Linked DNA regions of Homo sapiens: region 1 is linked to region 2. A link is a contact called in ENCODE Hi-C or POLR2A ChIA-PET data. All regions are on one chromosome and are shown on one strand. The core of a region is the stretch at or near the end of the contact, and the rest is flanking DNA. Distances in the headings are between cores, read along the strand shown.

Region 1 (7,017 bases), core at 504-3,003, 34 kb before region 2:
AAGGTGACACAGAGAGTTAATGGCTCTAGTCACAAAGGATAAGCATTTTGACAGATTCATGGACTCTTGGGTAGCTCCATCTTCAGCTCTGAAGACCTCAAAGTCATTTTGTAGCCTGAAGTGCTAATTAAACCAGAAGAATCATGGACTTACTATTTATAGGGAGGAGTGAAGAAATTAGACCATGAAATCTGGGGACACAGAAGGAGATCTTGTCTCTTGAGATTCACATGTAACATCCAACTTTCATATTTTAACAGAACTTGGGTAATGCAGTCTCAATTTTCCTAATACTGGACTTATCTGGGTTGCAGTCTTGATGAACCACACCTACTACAGAGGTTTTTGCACCATAAGATAACCCCACTTCTTCTGGCAGATGCTGCCATTACCCAGTGGACAGGTTTATGATCCTTCCAAACATATCACTTGCTTCAAAAGGACCTAATTCAAAATCATTTTTGTTATTTTGAGAGCTTTAACCAGCAATACACAGTCAATATGCTTTCACTCCATGTACAAGTGAAAAGGACAAAGCAAAGCCATGACTGTTTTTAAGAGACATACCACTTGGGTTCGCAATTATCTCACATTTTTCGTCTTTTTACTGTTCAGCGTGGCTTTCCGTGTACTGCCAAAATCAAATCGCTCTCAGGAGGCCTACTGGTGTGAACAAAGGCGCTAAAATCAAAGAACTTCCAAGTTTTAATCTGTCAGAGATTGGCTGTGAAGTATGGGGGAAGAGTCATTTAATCTCTCTCCATCAGTTCCCACTTCTGTACAATGAGGGTAAAACTATGGCGGCACCTCTCATGGGTACTGTGTGGACTGCCTAATTAAAGCTAATTAAGCCCCTGGAAAGAACCAGAAAATACTACGTAAATGCTGAGTATTTATGTGCCGCTAACAGACACAAAAACTCCCAAGGGACAAGATTCTGTGCCGACAGCACATTCTCTATTGGTGATTACTAATCACCCACTGCTTACAAAGAAAGGCACTGTTTTCAGTAACAGGGTAGTTTAAAAAAAAAATCACACAATGTTGTTCAACAACACCATCTTTATTCAAAAATATATATCTATGAGACATTTCAGAATATACTGCTGCCGCCAACGACAGCCTATACTTCTAAATAGTCCTAAATTAATATACAAATTTAAGCTTTGAAAATATTCTTTAAGAAAAACAAACAAACAAAAACAAGGGAAGATTGAAGACTTTCTGAGGAATATGACCTAAAGGAAAGGTCCTTTGAGGCCTACAGATGCCCTAAGAAAGAAAAAACACAAAAACAAAAACCACCCACCCCACCCACCAAGTCACCTCATACATACAAGGAGGAAAGTTCATTTAAATTAAACAAATGAAGTAAGCACACTTTGGGAGGATGTGGACAGCAGAATTAAGATTTAAAAAACGAAAGCATTTCATCAAAACAAAAAACTAACTTCCTCACAGGAAGTCCACTAGTAACAGGTATTAAGAGGCCAACACATTCATTTACATAATTGCTACAGTTTCATTTCTTAACTTTTGCTGTAATAATTATGCACCAATTGCTGGTCAGAGACTCAGTTGGATAAAACAGAGCAGTGGGCTAAATCCATTCTGCTATATTTTCATCTAGTTGATCAGAGCAAATATCTACGATCCTCTTTTGGCTGGATTGTGGCTGCTCAGATCGCACTTCCTTGGTGAAAGCATAGAGTGTCCCAGATGGGCCTGCTCCAAAACACGCTCATCTAGAAAGCAGCACACCACGGGGGGTGGGGGAGAGGTTGGGGAGTGCAGCAGCAGCAAAGATTACAATTTATCTTGCAATTTTAGTGATGTCACCTATGGCCTCTGGAAGAAAAACCTTATAGACTCATTAATTTAACAGTGACAGAACGACAGGCAGTGTCCATAAGCAAACAACACACAGTCTGAATTCAAATCTGAATAACAGCTCAAACACTACTAGGTTCTACACAGAGTTAAACTGAGTATCTGCTATGACTTTTCATTGTTCTCACTTCATGACAAGCAGGAGAGCTTCTGGAAGGGAAGCCCGTTATGCTTTATAAACATAGGTTATGTTTCAATGTGTTTAACATGTAAAATTACATGTAATTTTTGGTGATCCTGGAAGTAGCAACACAAATTAATGGAGATTACAAAGCCCCCTCCACTGAATTCCTTTTTATATAGTTTGGGTTTCAGCCTCTGGTCTATAACTCCTATTACACTACTGGGGCAAATCGCTTTCTGCCCTTTCCAATGTCAAAAATAAGCCTGCCAAATTAGAATGATTTACAATTGGCAGGCTGAACCTTTACTATAAGCAAGATAAAAATTGTCTCTAACTACATTATATAGTCATAATGTCAGCTGACATGATAATAGAATTAAAACCCCCAATTAATATCCCCAACTCCCCGCTTCCCCTGCCCGAGACGAGCTATTCAATAACATCTGACGCAAGTACTCCCCGTCGTGTGGGGACAAGGACCTGTGCAGTGGCGTGACATGACAGACGGACCTGCTCAGCGTCCTATTTGCAGTGATGTTCGAGTTTAGCCACCGTACTGTGGACATGCACCCAGACAGCGGATTAAACGTTAGTGTGTACCCTACTCCCAGAAGAAAGGGTCCAAGAAACACCCACACAGATCCCAAATGCAGCACACCTGTGTGTGGGGCCTTCATCTTTTGGAGCCCACCAATGCCTGCCATCCCTAACAACTGCCTTCGCACCCACCAGGGATCAAGGCATTCTGTTTTTCGGAACGTGCTCCGACAGTGGAGAAGTGCAGCATGGGAAGGTTGTATCTAGGAACTTGAAGCAAATAAATTCCTTTTAATTCATGCTTGTGATCCCTGTTATTCTGTCTCTGAACTGTGCCTTTATGCTCCAGATTAGCTTTGAATCTTATTGCTAGATTCTCCAATCTGTTTACAAAATAAATGCACCTAATCTTCGTGCATCACTAGGAGAAGCAATGGAAAGGGAGGATCAGAGATTTGGCAAACTCTTTATGGCAACGCTACGACAGCTGTGCCTACAACCTTTTGGGGCAGATGCAGCTGGGAAAGCCAACGTCTCCAGGACAAGTGCCTTAGTGGAAGCCCACACCGAACTTGAACAAGCCCAGCCCAGAAAGGAGAAGCTGCTTTCATGATAAAATGCTGTCATGAGGGACAAGATTCTTTCGAAAGCTTCCAGAAGTACACATGATTTTCATAACTTCTTAGGTATAAGGAGACAGTTAAGAATGGAAAACCAACAGGGGGGCATGAAAATATGAAGTGGGAGAAAAAGTCTGTAGTCTTTGCAAATATGAATATAAACCAGATTCCAGTCGCCACTGTTCTGAACTGTGCTCAAGATGAGAGGCTGAAGAGGAGAATCAGAGTCTGAGGTTCTTTCTTGAGGCTGGGGGGCTGGGCGGAAGAAGGGATAGAACCAGGGGCTAGAAGGTTATTTCCAACCATGACTTGCCCTCTTCTTTCTGCTGGTACAAACAGAAATCTGGGACATGACACCCATCCTAGTCAGTTGAAAACAGGTCCCCAGCAGAGGGCAGGGGGGCTAAGCCCCCTGTGACGTTGGGCAGCAGTGAGAGGTCTGGCAAGCTCTGAATATGGGATTTCAGTTCCTTGCGGACCTGGGTTACTCGTGCAAGCTTCTGTTTGTATTCCTAAGGAGATAAAGAGAAGACAATACCGTTAAGTCTGTGCGTGCCGAGGGCATGGGTGCTGCTGGAGCCGGGCAGCTACTCTCGTCCTCGTGTTCTTCCTTGTCCCCACCAGCCTGCCCACCCTGTTCAGCTATATCACAAAGCTAGGGCTTCAAATGCTCAAAAGGCAAAACTTTCTATCAAAAAAGGAACGCAGAGTGCCATATTGGCAACAGTGAATTAAATGGTATTCAATTTAGGGCTTGAGATTTGGAAGTAGAAAGAAATAACACTTGGTATTTGCATTCTCTTTTTGTTGGTTCTCAAAAGTTTCAAAATGCTTTATAAAATAAAACAGACACCTGAGCCTCACAATTTCTTTGCGGACTCCACCTAGATATGGCAAGAAAAAAAACACTGAAGTTATACTTCCTATGTTAAAGCTTGGAGATTAACCTAAATTTATCATGTTTTGCAAACAAGCACTATAGAAGCTCAAAATACCCCACTGCTACTCCCTGTGACCAGGGCCTCCTCATTCCATAACTGAGTCACTGCAGTAAGTCCCTGGTTAGGCCTCCTGACCCCTAGGGCTCCTAAAATGCCACCAGACTTCTCTCCCAAAAGCCCAGCTTTCATGAAACCACTCCCTTGAGAAAGTGAGGCACGGCACCCCACTAGCTCCATGATCTGGTCCTTCAGAGCAGAGTTCAAGGTCTTACAAAATCAGCCCCTGCCTCACAACCTCCTAACCCTCTTTGTCTGTGTGGACCATTTTTTCAGGATTCCCCGCAAGCCTGGAGGGGGTCTCTCTCTTCTCCTAGCCCTAGCAAAGCCTGGCCTCCACTCCTCTGCTCCTTGGACTATCTGGACTCCACCTCTCTAGGAAAATCCTTGCTCTGCATCCAGGAGACGACTCCGCATCTCCTCCTGCTCCAGAGCTCTCCCTCACACAGGGTGTGTACCTGAGCCCCTAGCAAGCTGCTCTATGCTCTCTCCATACATGTGAGACTTCTATGTTCCTCTAGAATATGAATCCCCTAATGATAGGAATGGGGCATATTTTTTTTCTTTCCTCAGCTCCCGGAAAAAGGTACTCTTGATAAATCTGCCAAGATATATAGAAAACAACCCTAGGCCATGTGAAGTCTGGGGCTGTTGGCCCCCTTGGGGCTTAGTTTTTGTCCTCTCAGTGTCTCTGCAAGGGTAAGTAGGTCCCTGACGCTGGGCCCCTGCTGACTTAGAAAGCCCTTCCTGCAGGAATGTAACAAGAAGCCCTGGGCTGAGATGCAGAGACCTAGGCTTGGTCCTGGTTCTGCCTCTAACCTGCTGTGTGACCGTGGATGTGTTCCCTTCTTCCATATCTGAAAGTGAGGGAACTGGACCATAACACTTCTTTTCAAGTTCTAAATTCCTTGATACCAGATCCCTGATGCACACCTGAAGAGGCAGAAAGTAGAAGCTAGAGAATGTCTGGGAAGAATAATGAGGCAGGAAAAAGGTCAAATGGAGAATACTTAGTTCAAGTTGTAAAGACAAAAGTCCAAGCAAGGAGTGAGAGGAGGGAACCAGGCATATCCTCTCCCCATTACTGCAGGCAATCAGTCTCCCACCCGCAATGAGAGCTCCTCACACAGTCTACAAAGGAAGAGAAAAGGGTAGAGAGTGAGCTCTCCTAGCAGCCCATTTCTTTTCTTTGTAAACTTACCACAACTAAAATTAAACAATGACTTACGTAAATGATTAGCAATGACTCCCACATTTAACTAGTAAGCTCCTGGAGGCCAGGACCAGACCCATCTGCTTCCCCCAGCATCCACCAGGCTCCGCAGTGTCCAGCAAACAGTAGGCACCCAGCACATGTGCCGAATGAATGAGCCATATCTAAAACATAACATCAGGTAAAAGCATACCACATGAAGTAGCTCCTGAGACTCAGACTTTGGTTAACAGTCACCTTTCACGTTCCTGAAGTTGAAAACTATTTTCAAATTTGAGGATCTGAACCCCCTTTCTCCCACAAGTACTTTTCTTCTTTGGCTGTTTATACTTCAAGGGAAATTAATATAAAGGATGAAGGCAACTAATTCTCTATTTCTGGACACGGATTCATCTAATAAACTTCTCCTGAATGGAAGGTATAAAAAGGGTAAAATAACAAAACAACTACAGAACACGGACTTCCTGCCCCCTGCCTGAATTCTCTGACCAAAGCTGACAAATCAAAGCCACCTCGACTCAGAACCAACCACTCTTGGCAACTAGGGAGCCCTTCAGTTGAAGGAGTCCCTCAAGAACAATTTGAAAACCACCAAGTCTCTAGAAGCTGAGCTGGGATCAGAATCCAAGACTCCTTACTCTTGGGTTATCATCAGACCAACGTGGCAAGTTCATTGAAGTTAAAATGGAAGGCACTTTGCTCTAATTAGACACCACCTTAAGTTCAACTAACTCTCTCCTAGGCAATTTCTTAAAAATCCCAGTTGTGGCCAGGCGCAGTGGCTCATGCCTATAATCCCAGCACTTTGGGAGGCCGAGGCAGGCAGATCACCTGAGGTCAGGAGTTCAAGACCAGCCTGGGCAACATGGTGCAACTCCATCTCTACTAAGAAATACAAAAGTTAGCTGGGCAGGGTGGTGGGTGCCTGTTAATCGCAGCTACTCAGGGGGCTGAGGCAGGAGAATTGCTTGAACCCGGCGGGGCAGAGGTTGTGGTGAGCTGAGATTGTGTCACTGCACTCCAGCCTGGGCAACAGAGTGAAATTCCGTGTCAAAAAAATAAACAAAAAAACAAAAAAAACCCCAAAAAACCAAACAACAGTTGTTTCTGTTTGGAAGGGGGTATAGGGTGGGGTACGGGGGATTCCATCATGCTTAGGCTATTATATTCTGGACATTACCGAAGAAACTCATTTAACTAAAAAGAAATGTGTTCCACTCTTCAGGCCACTCTGGAAGTGGACGGATCCTGCCCAGAGCTCTTGATGCCACTGGGTGACTCTTCTCGCAGGGACGCCTATTGTAAGAGCAGGCGTCAGAGGAAGGAATCACTAGAGAAAGAAAGAGGGAGAGTGAGACTGTCACTGAAAAGGATTAATAAACATCAAGGCTGGCCTGGGCATGGTGGCTCACGCCTTTAATCCCAATGCTTTCAGAGGCTGAGGCAGACAGACTGCTTGAGGCCAGGAGTTCGAGACCAGCCTGGGAAATAGAGACCCTGTCTCCACAAAAAAATGAAAAACACAAAACACTGAGGCTGGTAAAAAGAAAAGATCTGTAGGCTAAGAGGTTTAAATGTATTGGCAAGGATAACCGGGTATATACTCTGAAAAACCAAATACAGGCAGCAATTGCC
Region 2 (6,741 bases), core at 592-3,091:
TGCATTACAGTTATGTCCCTCTCTCCTCACCTTTCACCCAAACTCTACCTTCTCACCTGTTATTTTTTCCAATAGAGAAACATCTTGCACTTCCTGGGGCAGAGAAGCAATTTTCTGTCGGACAGTAGCATCCCCTGATGCGGCATTTTCCAGATCCTGCAAAGCTTTGATTAGTTCCTCAGTCTGTAAGATGAAAACACAAACAACACTACCCATTAAGACATGGGGTTTAAAGAAAATTAGTTGGAGTTAAATGAGGTGGAGGCAAATTCTAAAAACAGTCATTCCTGCCATTTCTTAAAAAAAACTGTTCTTAGCCCCAGAGCTTACATGTAAGTCAATGTCACGGACTCTAAGAAAATCCACAAAATTAGTTTATCTAAGTCCATGGCAGAACATGAATGAAATTCTGAATAATTATTATTATTTTTTAATTCTAAAAGAACATGTTTTTGGCAATTCAAAACAATGGAGTTTGGTTCATGTTGCTTAATTTCAAATGATGTATCATTTCCAGTATAGAATAAAGGTATAAATATCAGATGTTAACAACTGTGTGTTGTGGCCAGGTGTGGTGGCTCGCACCTGTAATCCTAGCACTTTGGGAAGCCAAGGCAGGAGGATCACTTGAGCCCAGGAGTTCGAGACCAGCCTGGACAATATAGCGACACCCTGTCTCTACAAAAAAATTAAAATAAAATAATAAGCCAAGCATGGTGGCATATGTCTATAGTCCCAGCTACTTGGGAGGCTGAGGTAGGAGTATCACTTGAGCCCCAGAGGTTGAGTTTGCAGTGAACTATGATCATGCTACTGCACGCCAGCCTGGGTAACAGAGCAAGATCCTGTCTCAAGAAGGAGAAGGAAAAAATTATATGTTGACTGATCAACCTACTTCAATTCTTTCTTGGGTTTTCTTGACAAAATGGATGTCACTCCCAAAATTAAATGTATCAAACTTATTATAAACCCAGGGGGAAAAAACAAGAAAAGTAAACCAGGGATACATTTTCTGTATATATCAAAAAGGAGTTTCTTAAATTGTCAGAAAACAATGCTAACAGGCCACTCCATAATCACCAAGGAGTAGCTAGCTCTGTAGATGGTAGTTAGATTACCCTGAAAGGTAATAATCTAGGCTGTAGTCTTTAAAGTGTTTAAATCCAAAGATATATGACCTAACACTGCTGTCATTTAATCCCTAGTCTAACTCAACACCGTAACATAACACAAACTAGACATGTTTCCTATTTACATAGGCTTTAAGCATGACCATGTGTAATAAAGCTGTTTTAGGCAAAATAAGATGAAGCCCCCCCCGCCCCCGCCTTGAAAAGAGCATGGGCTCTGAAGTCAGACACACCTGGATTTAAATTAAGACACTGGTCAAGTTACTTAAACTGTCACCTTGTGCCCAACTTCTTTCATTTAGATTTTGTAAGCTAACCTGTATAGCCAAATAACACAAACACATGGGTAAAGACTAACTCCTTGTTTCAATATTTAATAGGCTACAGTGCAGCAAATTTGCTATTGACACATAGACTGTCTTTAGATATTAATGAGTTACTTTATAAAACTACCATGCTACTGGAGACAGGCCATGGTAGACGACTTTTGAATATCTTTGTAATATTATCTATCCCTTTCTCCAAAATCTATTTTTAAAGAATATTCTTAATTTCTAGGATTGAAAAAACCAAGTCCAAGTACTTTATAAAACATAAGCCCATCCCAGAGTTATGGCACGCAAAGACATACTGACACCTGCCATCCGGCAAGCTCCTTTGGGCAGGATGATGCACGGGGCCCCTGAGAGGTGCCCTCTGATGATTCCATACCAGTGGTCACTGGCGCCACCTTGTGGCCATAGTCTTCAACTAGAGGTCACTTTAAGCCACTGTTCCCTACTCTCTGGGGGTCAAGACCTACCAAGAGGGGTCCTGCAGAAGGATCCTGAGGAGAGTAGCTGCCAGGGTAGTCGTCATCCTCCTCCTCCTGAATTTGCTGAAAAGTTCGTTTCAGAGATTTCTTCTCTTCTGTTGCTAGACAAAAGAGAAAGTAATAAATTTGAGTCACATATCCTGTAGTGATAAGTCACATGCTATGCACAATGGGCCACATGTAAAAACAGGGCAGAAGGGGCACACATTTTCAGAATGGCTTAATAGTAACCTTTATGCTAGTTATTTTAAATTGACTGTAGTTCCCTACATTACTGAAAAGAGTCAAACAGGTCTTTGTCCGTCATCTCAGATTGATTCTCTGGTAAAATACTACAGAAAACAGGCATCTAAAGCGAAAACTTACCCAACTATCACACTTGAGTAAGAAACTCATGGGACAATACAATGAAGCAAACCAACGTGTGCTAGGGTTTACAGAGAAGATATTGTGTATAAAATGAGATACGTTATGCTTTCCAGGGATCATTTCAGAAAACAGGAGAGAAAATTTTATCAATAAAATTGTGTCAAACACAAATATTCTTTACACTATTCCCCTAAAAATAAAATAAATCTAATTTTACCTTAAAATTAAAATAACCATTACTGAGACATGTGATTGATACTACTGAGAAAAATTACTTAAGTTACCATTTTAAATTTAACCACTTTTGAGGCTGACAGGTTACATTATTTATGATCTATCTGCACCGTATGTTTTTACATTGTTATGATAGATGTGTTAATTCCAAAATCATTCTTTTTGCATCAAATTAGACAATACAAAATAAATGCCAAACAATTGTGGGAAATAAATCTAAATGATAAATTCTAGTTTCGAAAGTAAAGAAATATTGGACACAGCCTGTGCCTGGCATTGCAATAGTTTCCTTTTAATCTTTCCAACAATTTTAAGATACAGCATCTCCAGCTGAAAGGTGAGAAAACAAAGGCCAGGGAGGTTAAATGACACACTTACGGTATGACTCCAAAACCTGTCCTCTTTCCACTGCACTCAAATTACTTAGCACCACACAGGTACCCTCTCATTTAGAAAAAAGGGGACACCAGGCACCTGCTGCAGATACATACACATTTTTTGCTTACACATTTTCTTCTGGAAACAAGTCACGTAGCTCCTGTTCTCTACATTATATACATCATATACTAACTGACCAAACTCACGTTTGAAGTGAAAGCCAGGTCAATATCATGAGTTTTATTTTTATTTTTTTTTTTTAGATGGAGTTTTTGCTCTCTTGCCCAGGCTGGAGTGCAGTGACACATTCTCAGCTCACTGCAACTTCCGCCTCCTGGGTTCCAGCAATTCTCCCACCTCAGCCTCCTGAGTAGCTGGGATTACAGGCATTTGCCCCCATGCCTGGCTAATTTTTGTATTTTTAGTAGAGTCAGGGTTTCATTCACCATGTTGGCCAGGCTGGTCTCGAACTCCTGGCCTCCAGTGACCCACCCGCCTTGGTCTCCCAAAGTCCTGGGATTACAGGTGTGAGCCATCACGCCTGGCCAAGTTTCACTTCTTCTTAATGATTCTGTCTATTACAAAAAAAGGAGACAGGAACATCTGCAATACAGGCCGTCCTCACTTTGCGCATACTATTATACACAGATTTGTTACCATGGCTTCGTTAAATGACACCAGTCCCTCAATAAAACAAGTTCAAACTTCAGTTACCATGGCATATTAACTCTTGAGTAGTTGCATAAAGTACAAATTTTGCTGCTAACTTCAGCCCCCAAATCATGATCAGGGACCAATCACATCATTCTTGAAGTCAATCAGTGATTGGTCACTGAACACCTGTTATGCAGGTCACACAAAGACAGCAAAGTGCTTCGCTGTGCTGTCTCCTTATCGCCCAGTGATAACACCCACGACATTTTATAAAAATGAACGATCAGAAGAGGGTATTGATCATAAAGACAAATGTGGAACAAAGAAACTGAAACAAAAGCTAATGCCGGAACTGAAATCCCAATGGCATATTAGTGGAGTTACAGAAGAAAGAGCACGCTGCAGGATGCTGCCACTGCCAGCATCAGAGGGAGCCTAGATCCATGGCCAGAGGAATGTGTAGAGGCCAACTTAGCAATGAAGAAAGTGGGAGTGATGAAAAGAATGACAACGTCCTAGAGGAAGAGACGCTAACAAAAAAAAAAAACTGCATGCTAAAGAAACTGAGAGGTATTTTACAATACTGAAAGCATAAAAGATAAAATGTTGGAAGCTGATCCAAACAAAATACAGTATGACAACTTGCAAAGCCACAGAAAAGATGTTTGCTCTGATATGTATCTAAATTATACCAGAAGAAGGCAACCCTTGTTCAAACTACTCTTGATAAGTTTGTTACAAAGAAAACACACTTTAATTCTCAATGTTTCTAATTTGTTGTTACAGCATATTAAATAACTATTAGTTTATTATCTCTTTTGTTTCCGTACACATTTGGAATCAACAATGAGTTTTTAATTCTTTGACAAAAAAAATTTTAAAAGTCACAGAACAATCATAATTTTCCCCACTGATTATAAAGATTGCTTTGCATGGGTTCAGCTTGCACAATCATGGTTATAGTCCTGCACTACTATGCAAAGCAAAGATTGCTATATTTTTAATATGAAAAATCTATTAGGATAAAATTTACATAAGAAACACCTAACAGTACTTTGTACATAGTAGCTGCCTAATTAATGTGTGCTATATGACCCATGCAGACACTTAGCCACTGTGGCATCAAAGTGGTCATGTGGAAGGAGTGGCCATTAGAAGGTAAGTACAAACTTCAAAATTTTTTATACTGTTCTGTTTGCTTTCAAGCACCTAGAAGAGCACTCAGTAAGTAACTATTAGATATGCTAAAGAAGGTAGAAAAAAATTACAAAACTTGAAATCCTTCCGTTTTCAAACTCTCACACAGAAATTATTATATATAAACATCAAACACTACCTCGACACTTAGAATTCCTGAATTTTGGCACTGGGAGGACTTAGACAGACCCATGCCTTTGTTTCCCCCAACTCAAATTTTCATGAAAATATCTAAGTCCACAGGTTGCAGTCTGCCCAAAGTCAGAGAGTTTGTTAGTGTAAATCTGGGTGCTACAGATCAAAGCCTCATTATCTGGAGTTATCTTTACCACTTCACACTGTTGCTCACGAACAGCATTACAAGACTTAAAATAAGAAATCATTTTAGGACAACTTATGTCCTTTGCCATCCTGCTGGCAGAGGGCACAATAGGTGTTAACCATTACCCTATTTTTCCAGTTTCCTCCTATTTCCATTTGGAGGACCTACTGGTGCTACAAACATAAGATTTCTGGACATGAATTACTAATCATTTCCCCCACAGGGCTCCTCATTCCCTGAGCTACCTATTTCCATTACGAACACTTTCACTGACCTGTCTTCCAGGTACAAGGCCTTGGAAACCATTAGAATCTATCCCAAGGTCCCAGTTTCTAGCAGATTCCATACCTCAGACTGATGCCTTACATACTCCCTCCCTTTGCTCCTTCACCTACACAGCCTCTTATCAGCAATCTGCCCTTTGTCACAGCTGGTTGAGACCACTGTCTCCCCGCCTCTAGTTGCTCCTTTCCCAAGTTAGACTATACAGTTGTCCCTCAGTATCCATGGGGGATTGGTTCCAGGACCGCTACGGATATCAAAATCTAGGGATACTCAAGATCCCTTACAAAATGGCATGGTATTTATATATAACTTACGCACACATCCTTCCGTATACTTTGTGTCTAGATTATAGTACCTAATACAATGTACACATGATATGTAAATAATTGTCACACCATTTCATTTTTAAAATATGTATTATTTTTACCCAAAATATATTCAATATGTAGCTGGTTGCATCCACAGATGTGGAACCTGTAAATATGGAAGACTGTATTCTGTTATTAAATTAATCTTCCTAAAGCGGAGTGCTCACTCCATCATGTCCCTATTCATAAACCTTAAGGGGCTTCTAATGATTTTACAGATTCCTCCTAAGTTCAAAGCCTAATGATGACAAATGGCCTCCAACTCCCACGGCACTCGGGCCTCTCTTAAAGCACCTGGCCTTGCTACTCTGGCCACTGGCAAGCGTTCTTCTCCGACAGGAGCACTTTGTGTCTTATTCCTCTACATCCCTGCAGTACCTAGGAAAGGGGTGACAGGTCGGAGTTTGAAACCGCTTGAAGGGAGGAGTCACAGAGCTTGGAAAATGCTAGTGCTAGGCCAGAAATGACTATCACTGCTACGAAGTCAGCAGTTATAGTGCCTGGTATTGTCAGTCTAGTCAGACAGCCATTAAAAATAACTTAGGATTTCCAGGTTTCCTTTTCAAAAGCTATACATTTTTTTAAAAATTAAAATTATTTTAAAAACTAGAATATGTGTCAGTTCCATTTCTACATCTGAATTTAAGGTAAGCCTTCCACTATCAATTCAGCTTCTACCACGGTATATATTTACTCTCCCTTTTTCACTCACTCAACCACTCTGTTTACAGGCAGGACAAACTGTGGGGGTAGCCAAAGTCCTTCTGTCCTCATACTGGGCACCTTCTATTCTATCCTCCAACTTGTCCCTGTGTCTCCAGCAGGCCTTGTACTCAGCTAACCTTAAGTAATCCTCGTTACCTAAGGGTTTATGGTATGCCTCTTACAACCTGATTGTGGGAGAATTTCAGACACAATGGCAGACTGTGAAACTAATCTTAAGGCAAAAAGCTGGCCTGCAGGTTCCCAAATCACATTATAATATGCAGC

Evidence for each region. A loop is a pair of places that touch in the nucleus more often than their neighbours do. ChIA-PET counts read pairs that join two places held with the same protein, here RNA polymerase II (POLR2A). Pooled maps may share reads with other maps.
Region 1: a loop to region 2 is called in a map of B cell, with 5 times the contacts of the local background. The contact joins two enhancer-like sites. A Hi-C loop is called at or near these places in 1 of 168 maps with a recorded cell type or tissue (B cell), 27 of 37 single-sample maps with no recorded cell type and 9 of 50 pooled maps. POLR2A ChIA-PET finds 5 or more read pairs at or near these places in 14 of 52 experiments (AG04449, BJ, Caco-2 and 10 more).

The regions. Positions count from the first base shown.
Region 1 is chr20:38,086,392-38,093,408 of GRCh38, reverse strand. RPRD1B (regulation of nuclear pre-mRNA domain containing 1B) reads right to left here. Exons shown (of 7, transcript NM_021215.4): 7 at 1,045-3,683. The coding sequence ends at 3,534. LOC124904897 (a long non-coding RNA gene) reads right to left here. Exons shown (of 4, transcript XR_007067578.1): 2 at 6,563-6,712; 3 at 5,398-5,546; 4 at 4,989-5,300. Among named protein-coding and RNA genes, the nearest start is that of RPRD1B, 56 kb to the right of the region's middle. RefSeq lists a silencer at 208-502. Within about 2 kb of position 1,753, at least 8 of the 41 ENCODE cell types and tissues checked have a DNase peak (open chromatin) inside an H3K27ac peak, as active enhancers do.
Region 2 is chr20:38,052,836-38,059,576 of GRCh38, reverse strand. RPRD1B (regulation of nuclear pre-mRNA domain containing 1B) reads right to left here. Exons shown (of 7, transcript NM_021215.4): 4 at 1,933-2,045; 5 at 57-183. Among named protein-coding and RNA genes, the nearest start is that of RPRD1B, 22 kb to the right of the region's middle. Within about 2 kb of position 1,841, at least 8 of the 41 ENCODE cell types and tissues checked have a DNase peak (open chromatin) inside an H3K27ac peak, as active enhancers do.